2 separate regions of the Homo sapiens genome follow, and region 1 is linked to region 2. A link is a loop called in an ENCODE intact Hi-C map of the cell type or tissue named here. Cell type or tissue: natural killer cell. All regions are shown on one strand. Each heading gives the region's core, and the rest is flanking DNA. Links, peaks and the distances in the headings are about the cores only. Region 1 has its middle 4.3 kb from the start of LINC00560. Region 2 has its middle 86 kb from the start of LINC00433.

Region 1 (4,405 bases), core at 290-4,289, 170 kb before region 2:
GACACATATGATTGCATTTGGATCCACTCTGCTAACCCAGATAATTCACCTATCTTAAAGGTGAATTATCTTTAAATATTAATAATCTTAAAATATTAGCTTAATCATACCTGAAAATACCCTTTTCTCCAAATAAAACCTTGCAGGTTGGGGTCAGCAGGTTATGCTCAATTTTCCCTCTCTTCGAAATTGTTAAATTTTTTCTTAGTTACCATACATGAAACACCTCCATTATACACAAATAGGATGCATAATCATACACTGATTGACAGTGTAACATCAGTAGGTCTGAACTCTGACTTAAGCAACCTGGGCACTTAAACTGTGTGTACCCTACAATATTATTTAAATTATCCCTATATACCCAAGCTGCATAACTGCAATTCTTTTTTTAATACAGGTTTTCTCTCTGTTGCCCAGGCTGGAGTACAGTAGCATGATCACAGCTCACTGCAACTTTGACTCCCTGGGCTGAAGCAATCCTCCCACTTCAGCCTCTTAAAGAGGTGGGATTATAGGCAGGAGGCCACGCCCAGCCCATAACTGCAATATTGATGGGCTAGATTGAATTATTTAATTATCCTATTTTTAAAAATTGAGTTCTATTTTTAATATAGCAGTGTAAACTACCCATTTGTGAGCACCTGTTAGAATATGAGCTCCACAAGGACAGAGACCAATATTTCTCTCACACTGGCATGTATTAGACACTGAATAGGCATAAAATAAACATAAAAAGTTATATGTCTCAACTTTTTTAAGAGAATGTAATGAAATTTCAATATTTTGTATGTTTATACAAAAAAAAATTAAATTTTACACTAACAACTGATTTCATGGGAGGCAAATTATCAAATAACCACTGATTATTTCTGTGGTTAAAAATTACTTTTCTCTAAATTTAGTTACCTATAACTTGTTGATAAAAGTAGAAGTTGTAATATAGTTCATGCTCAAGTGAAGGTCAGTCAGTTAGAACTTGGCTGTTCAATTATGTGGGGAGTAAAAACAATGTATGCCAATAAAGCTACTGGTAAGATTCAGCAAAAGATGTAACTATCACTCCATTCATGAGAGCAGCACACAACATTTCTTCTGTATAAGATTTTCCACCCTCTATCCATCTTGCCGTTTATTCTTCAGCTCTGTGATTTAGACAAAGTGTTCGATACAACCAGCAGAGCCTGAGGACATCAGAAGGCATGAAGGAAATATTGTTTATACCCAAGTAATCAAGAGTGCAATGGAGGTGAGGGTTGTTATTATAAAGGGTTTGGAAACCTCTTTGTGAAAAGACCAAAAATAAGCTGCCAGAGGAGTGTGTGACAGCGATATGAGCTATTCATTGTTAGTGGTCTCGGACTTTCCCTACTCCCTCCCTTCCTTCTTCTTGGGCAATTCAGTTTCCCCCAGCCTTATTGCTGGTGTGTTTGCATCCTCAGTCTTGTCTACAAGAACTCCTACACTTCCCACAGTCTCTAAGGTCTCTGTTTTCTGCTATTTTTTTCTTTTTTTACATTAAAAAAAGGATTATGGCTCCTTTCCCTTATACTTTTCCAGTTTCTGTGTAGCAAAAGACTGGGAGAAACTGGATTTACTATAAACAGCTAGTAGCTTCAGAGATAATTTAAAAGAATTATTAATTTAACTAAAAAAGAGATTGAGTGATTTAAGGTAAGTTATTACAAAAATCAAAAATTTTTTTTTTCAGCTATCTCCTAAGATAGCTCCCAAGGACCAGAACAATTATACTCATCATTATACAAAAATGACTGAAGAATGCCTTGTGATTCACATAATACTGTTGCAATCAGCTTAGCCCTTAGTTCAGCTAGGACCAAGTTCTTGTCCTATGACCAAGAAGAATGAGGTACGTGGATACTGGAGAGTGAGTAGAGTAGGATTTATTAGCAAAAGGAAAGCTCTCAGCAAAGAGAGAGGGCCTGACAGCAAGTTTCCAGAAATGGGGTGGAGTTCTGGGTCTTTTATGTGGCAGAAGCCAGGAAGCCTTCTGTGGGTTTTGCCCAAATGGGAGGAGTAAACTTTCCTCCTAGGGGTGTTGCATCTGCACATGCCTGGGCTTGGCCAGAGTGACTCCACCTTGGTTATTACCTATGAGTGCCTAAGTGAAACCTATGGGTCGGGGGATAAAACCACAATGCTAATATCATGTTAATGACATTATAACCAGCTGGGTCACCTTAAGGACATTTAGGTTGATTTACTGAGCCTGTACCTAAGTTGTGACAGTTCCTTCTGAGCAACATCCTGGCACAAGAAGTTCTTAGCCACATTTCTTCCTGTTAGCTGCAGAGGGGGTGTAGGTGCTATCTTGTGGTTGTTCCTGTGAACACTGCCCTTCTCTGTCCTTCTCCCGAGACCCTCTCTCTCTATCTGCCTAACCAGCCCCTAACTGCGTCCTCTCTCAATACTTTCTTCTTCATCCAGAATCTCTCCTCTTTTAAATAATCAACAAACAGAAAGAAGACTCAACTTGGCTGTGATATTCCACCGTAAGAATATCCAGGTCTAATCCATACACAATTAAATCCTTGCATTTACTTTTCCCAACAATATTTTGTTTTGGAATCATCTGTGAAATATTCTCCCTTGCCATAGAAATCAATAAGACTCATTTTGCTTTATTCATAGATTTATTTACTTCAGATGGGAACTTTCTAAATTAGTAATGATTAACGAATTATAGACTATATTTCTATAACTAAGCAGATATTTTACATGTGAGAAAATTTTAGAATTTGCCTAAAGACACTTATAATAAGAGTTTCAAGAAAAGGTAAGGTTTCAGTTAAAGTTTCTATAGCATGGCTGAAATGTGATTAAGACAGTCTTAGTTGAGGCCGGCCCCTGACAAATGAGAAGAGAGGGGAAGTACATGTTAAGAAGAACCAAATACAATATTTTTAGTAACACACATGGATCTACTTTTTTTTCCAGAATATATCCTAAAACAAGAACTTCAAAAGACCCAGCTTGTGCTGTAACTCAAGTTTCTAATCAATACTTTTAGATAGGCAGGAATAAAAAATTCTCTTTATGGGTACAATATTTGGTTCCACGTTCCTCTAGCGAGGAATTTTACCCCACATATATGAAACCTATGAAAGTAGAAGCATACCTTATAAACTCCTCTGATGTTTTATTATGAAGAATTTTGTGCTGACTCAACTAAGATCAGTAAATCAGTTACTTGATATTTCAGGATTATGAGTTTGTTTATTTTTTTATTTTTTTCTGTGGGAAAATACTCAAGAAAAGAATATATTTTATTATTTTGGGAGAAGAAAAGAGATATTAAGTGACTTGGAGCTAGCTTTCTGGTAAGGGTGAGCTAAAATCGCTATTAAAGAAATAAGTGCACATGAGACAAATGTTCTTTTAAAAATCACATTGTGACATTCAAATTGATGTAAATATCTTCTTTTGAGAAATGTATATCAAATATGTCAGAGGAAATCAGTGCATTAACTACTATTAATTGCATTTAACATTTTATTCTAAAAATATTATTTACATAAGAAGTTATTTTTAAAGTGACTTTTAGTCACTTTAGACTTTAAGTAAAATGGTAAATTATGATGTACAGAAAATTCAGATTGATTTCTCTCTTTGAATTATGTACATTAAAGGATACCTCTGTAATTGTCAGGATTTAATTTATTACATCGAAGTAGATTTCCATTGGATTAACCTTTCATTTTAAAACATGCTGCTTGATTATCATGGCTATTATTTTTAATTGTGAAGAGTAGATCTTATGATTACCGGTTTTACATAAACAATCCCTGCTTGTAAACAAAACAAAACTTTGTGCTTATATTGTAAAATGACGCACTCATACTACAGTTGAAAAATGAAGAAATATTATAAGTGCTAAAAATTACTTGCATTTTGTAGCCTAGAAGGCAATATGCAATTTTCAGCTTAGTATTGATGTCACAGAATATTTATTAAAACATTCTATAAACTGATGAAATAAAATGATAAATATATAAAAATTAGTATGAAATATTTTTCAGACATATTAGCAATGACTCAGAAAAACTTTTAAACTATATTTTTAAAATAGCTATGTTCATTTGTGTGAGAAAACTTTAAAAATCATATACTATTTCACTATTTCACTATCATATACTATTTCACAAGAGGTAACATTAGTAAAAATTGTGTTTTAACTTATGCTAAGAAGTTAACCACAACATCAAAGTAGTACTTTAATTTTAAAATTCTAACACATAGTAAAAACATAGAAATTATTATTACATTTATTCTTCCAATAATTTACAGATGTTCTAATATTATTTTCAAAAATATTAAATGGCATGAGGATATTTTCTTTCTATAATGCTAAAAGAATGCATCATAACTCAAAACTATATATTGA
Region 2 (4,405 bases), core at 235-4,234:
TTTTTTTTTTTTTTTTTTGGAGATGGAGTCTTGCTTTATCTCCCAGGCTGGAGTGCAGTGCTGCAATCTCAGCTCACTGCAACCTCCACCACCCAGGTTCAAGCTGTTCTCCCACCTCAGCCTCCCAAGTAGCTGGGATTACAGGTGCATGCCACCATGCCCGGCTAATTTTTGTATCTTTTTTTAGCAAAGATGGGGTTTCACCATGTTGGCCCAGCTGGTCTTGAACTCCTGACCTTGTGATCTGCCCGCCTCGGGCTCCCTACGTGCTGGGATTACAGGGGTGAGCCACTGCACAAAGCCAACAAATACTCTTAAAATAAATTTATGCCACAAATTTGTCCTATTTTTCAAAAATTCTGAAAGCGCTGTTCAAAAAGCAAATATATTTCTTATGATATTTCCAAAAACTTGCTTGTTTGGAAGTTCAAGAGACAGAAAAATCTTTATTGGGAGTCAACAATTATTTTTCAGTGAAATGCTTGCCATTGGTGGCTCAGCCTGGTTTGGAGGTATCTGTGCCCTCTTGATTAGGGCCGTCAAGTCTCTGCAGCAGCATGTACTTCCCCTTGTTGTTTATCAGTTGTGAAGCCGTAAAGTCACTTTCCGCTTCAACTACAACTTGGAGGAGGTCACATTTATATTTCTCAGCTTGAGTGGAAGAGGGATTCCACCCTTCTAAGTATTTCTTTTTTTATTCATGGTCAGATTTACCCTCTGCTAAACACAGCTGGCAAAAATCCACAAAGCTGAAAACTACTTGATTATATTAAGGGAAAAAAAGAGAAGTATTTTCTGTAGCAGAATGTTTCAATTTTCTTCTTTACTGTTTGAAAAATAAACTCCAGCTGTTGTGAAATAGGGGAAAAAAGAAAAATAAATACAATGATTTTAGCTGTATAACTTGGTTCATGTGATCTCAGAGCAGGTTTTCTAAAAATACTGATCTACCTTCAGGATCAGAACTATTTAGTATTTGCTGATATTTAGATTCCTGATTCATACCATTTCTCCCTCTCTTTTTTTTTTTTTTTTTTTTTTTTTTTAATAGAGATGGGCTCTCACTGTGTTGCCCAGGCTGGTCTTGAACTCCTGGGCTCAAGTGATCCTCCTGTCTCAGCCTCCCAATGTGCTGGAAATACAGGTGTGAAACACTGTGCCAGGCCCAAACCACTTCTCATTTGAGTTAGAATATCTGTAGAGTAGAGGCTCTGTATTGTTTCATGCATTCCACAACTTCTGTTATGCTAATTTATGCTAATTACTGAGAAATTTTGTCCAAAATCTCCCAACTGCCTATAATCCAAATTCCATGATTCATATTACAAAATTAATTGAAAACTAGTCCTAGCACTTTTAAAATCAGTTTCCCTTTCACCTTATTTATTTAACAAAAACATACATAGCACTTACCTTATGCCAGTCACTGTTCCAGGCACTTTACAAATGTTAACTTACTTCCCATATAAACATTATTTTCTTCACTATATAGATAAAGGAAGTAAAGTACAGGAACAATTTAGGTCACACGACTAAAGAGAAGTCAGTATAACGAGCGTGAATTTCCAACATTTTGGTTTCAGAGTATTTTCCTTTCCCTCCACAATTATGCTATTTTATTGCTCTAAACTTTGCATATTGAATATACAGGTTTTTGTCAAACTTGATGTGGGTCTGTCTTTAGGAGATTTTCTTTACTCTGTTGTTTCTTCTTGGGAATCAGACATGGTAATTCTGATTGCTTTTTTAAAAAAATATGAAATATAATTTCATTTCCCTGATGCATCCTTTTTCAATCACTTTCTACCTTCATCTCCAGTGATGTAGGTTCTTCCTTTCTAAAGAAGAAATAAAACACATCCCTTCATCTTTCACAGAGTAATATTTCATCATATTTTAAATAAGGGAAGTGGTTCCTGTTCACCTATATCACAAGTGATAGTATTTTAGGAAATACTTGGAGAAACCATAAAATAAAATATCAATAGAAGATGACTTAAGGATAAAATCCAATATTTACTGAGAGATTACCATGTACCAGATATTATACTGAGTATCATTTTTCATATGTTAAGCATATCATGGCCTCTTAATGACCCTATGTATTGGGTGCCAATAGCATTACTTTATACCATTGAGGACACTGAGGCACAGTAAGGTTAAGAATAAAAGAGGCTAAGAACTAGTATTCGAACCCAGGCAGTCTGATGTTAGAGGACAAGAATATAACTTCAGCATTCTATTATTTTCAGTGGGAGATAAAAAGGAGGCAATGTTTTTGTGTCAGAGTTTATATTTAATCTTCTGGCTGGGTTTGGTGGGAATTCACAGTAAGGCCAAGACTGCACAATGAACCTTATCAGGCAAATAAAAGATAGGAAAGTAAAAAGGAAAATGTGTGTGTTCTCTATTAAAGTAAATGATATCTTATATCTTCAGATATGTGTATGTTCTCTATTAAAGTTAAATGATATCTTATGCCTTCAGATGTACACCATTACATGTGTAAGTATGAATCAGAGATACTTAGTGCAAATAAGTACCACTTATGAATAATTTTCAGGCCACTTGACATTAGGTAATAAAAACCTTCTCTGCCAATTATCATCTAAATATATTAAGCTTTTTTGAAGAAGGGTTCAGACATATATATTTATGCATATTTGATATGCACAGGAGGCAGAGAAATACTGGGTAGAAGAAGGTGGTTCCCAGTAAGGGCCACACCCTCAAGCGTGGAACAATGCCCCAAAGTGAGAACATGCATTCCTGTTTTCCTACTTGAATGTTGCTTTTTGGCCCATCCCACCCCCCATTCTGTACCCATAAAAACCCTAGGCTCCACTGGCAGAGGGGCACCAGCACAACAGAGTGGAAAAGTGGAGGAGAAGAGAGGGAGAGTGGAGAAAAAGCAGCCAGACATTGGAGAGAACCATCTTGACTTCAGAGGAATGGCTTGACAGTGAGACTTTGGAGAAGAGTTTGACTGCAGACTGCCGAACTCCAGGAAAGACCACCTTTGCACTCCATTCCCTTTCCAGCTCCCCATCCCACTGAGAGCCATTTCCACTGCTCAATAAAATCCTACACATTCGCCACCCTTCAGTCCATTCATGTGTCCTGGATGCCAGGACAAGAACTCAGATACCAAGATGGAGGGTGCAAAAGGCTGTCACCCTGACCCTCCACTGAGCTGTTAAACACTGAAACCATCTGTGGATGGCAAAGCTAATACATGCTGGGTGTTTGGGGTCATGGGTATCCCTCTAGATGCTGCTGCAGGGCCACTTGGAGTTCATCCTGGCTGCTGCACTCACTCACCTGCGTGTTCCCGTTCCCATGAGGGGTTGAGAGCTGTGGACTGCGTAAATGAGTCAACCTCTTCACAAGTACCATGAAGGGGTCCATAGAACTACCCTGTTTTATCTTCATATTCACAAACACAGTCAAACACACATACATATATTTCTGTTTCATAAACAAACAAACCAGAGGCGCTTATGTCCATTACACTTTTCAATCACAGCTATTAAAATGTCATACTGGTTGCAATTTAGAAAAGGACAAATAGTAGTCTTGTTTTCTAGCTCTATATCTCAAGATACATATTAAATAATTATACATATTAAATAATAAAGAGAACGGAGATTCAAAAAGGGCTATGACCAGATGTTAATCTAATTAAAATAACAAATGTGGAAAAGGAGGCATACTTCAAGTAAAAATTGTTCAACATTAAAAGTTGTATGGAGGCCGGGTGCAGTGGCTCATGCCTATAATCCCAGCGCTTTGGGAGGCCGAGGTGGGTGGATCACGAGGTTAGGAGATCAAGGCCATCCTGGCCAACACAGAGAAACCCTGTCTCTACTAAAATACCAAAAAAAATTAGCCGGGTGTGGTGGCATGTGCCTGTAGTCCCAGCTACTCGGGAGGCTGAGGCAAGGGAATCCCTTGAACCTGGGAGGCGGAGCTTGCAGTGAGCTGAGATTGCACCACTTCATTCCAGCCTGGTGAAGAGTGAGACTCTGTTTCAAACAAAACAAAACAAAACAAAACAAAACAACAAAAGATGATGGACGATGTGGCTCTGAGATACAGTGAAGCAGAAAAAGCAAGTTGATCTCTCTGAAGTTAATATGGTACAATCAACTCAAACACTAGGCAGGCAGTTAGATTGAATGTCTTTTAAAAAATTAAAACATATAGTATATTGCTTTTTTCCATGAATACAAGAAATAACACAGTGTAAAATCAGGAGTTCTCATCTCAGAGCACAGCTCAACCCACTGAAGGTTCTCACAGGTGCAGATTTGTTTTAATTGAAAAACAAAAATGTATATATATCTCTTCTGTGCAACATTGTTGTTTTGAAATATGTATACATTATGGAATGCCCAAAGGGTCT

The links. A loop is a pair of places that touch in the nucleus more often than their neighbours do. Peaks named below come from ENCODE experiments on the same cell type or tissue, not always from the same donor. Only the 100,000 strongest peaks of a DNase experiment are listed, where the experiment ranks them.
Region 1: it touches region 2 in a loop (2.2-fold over the local background); 1 of 110 quality-filtered maps calls a loop at or near these places.

Annotation. Positions count from the first base shown.
Region 1 is chr13:88,620,327-88,624,731 of GRCh38, reverse strand. No RefSeq gene overlaps it. Among named protein-coding and RNA genes, the nearest start is that of LINC00560, 4.3 kb to the left of the region's middle. In natural killer cell, for the core only: no CTCF peak of the experiment used is centred there; a DNase peak (open chromatin) is centred at 2,161; H3K4me3 peaks cover 308 bases; H3K27ac peaks cover 2,840 bases.
Region 2 is chr13:88,452,571-88,456,975 of GRCh38, reverse strand. No RefSeq gene overlaps it. Among named protein-coding and RNA genes, the nearest start is that of LINC00433, 86 kb to the left of the region's middle. In natural killer cell, for the core only: no CTCF peak of the experiment used is centred there; no DNase peak of the experiment used is centred there.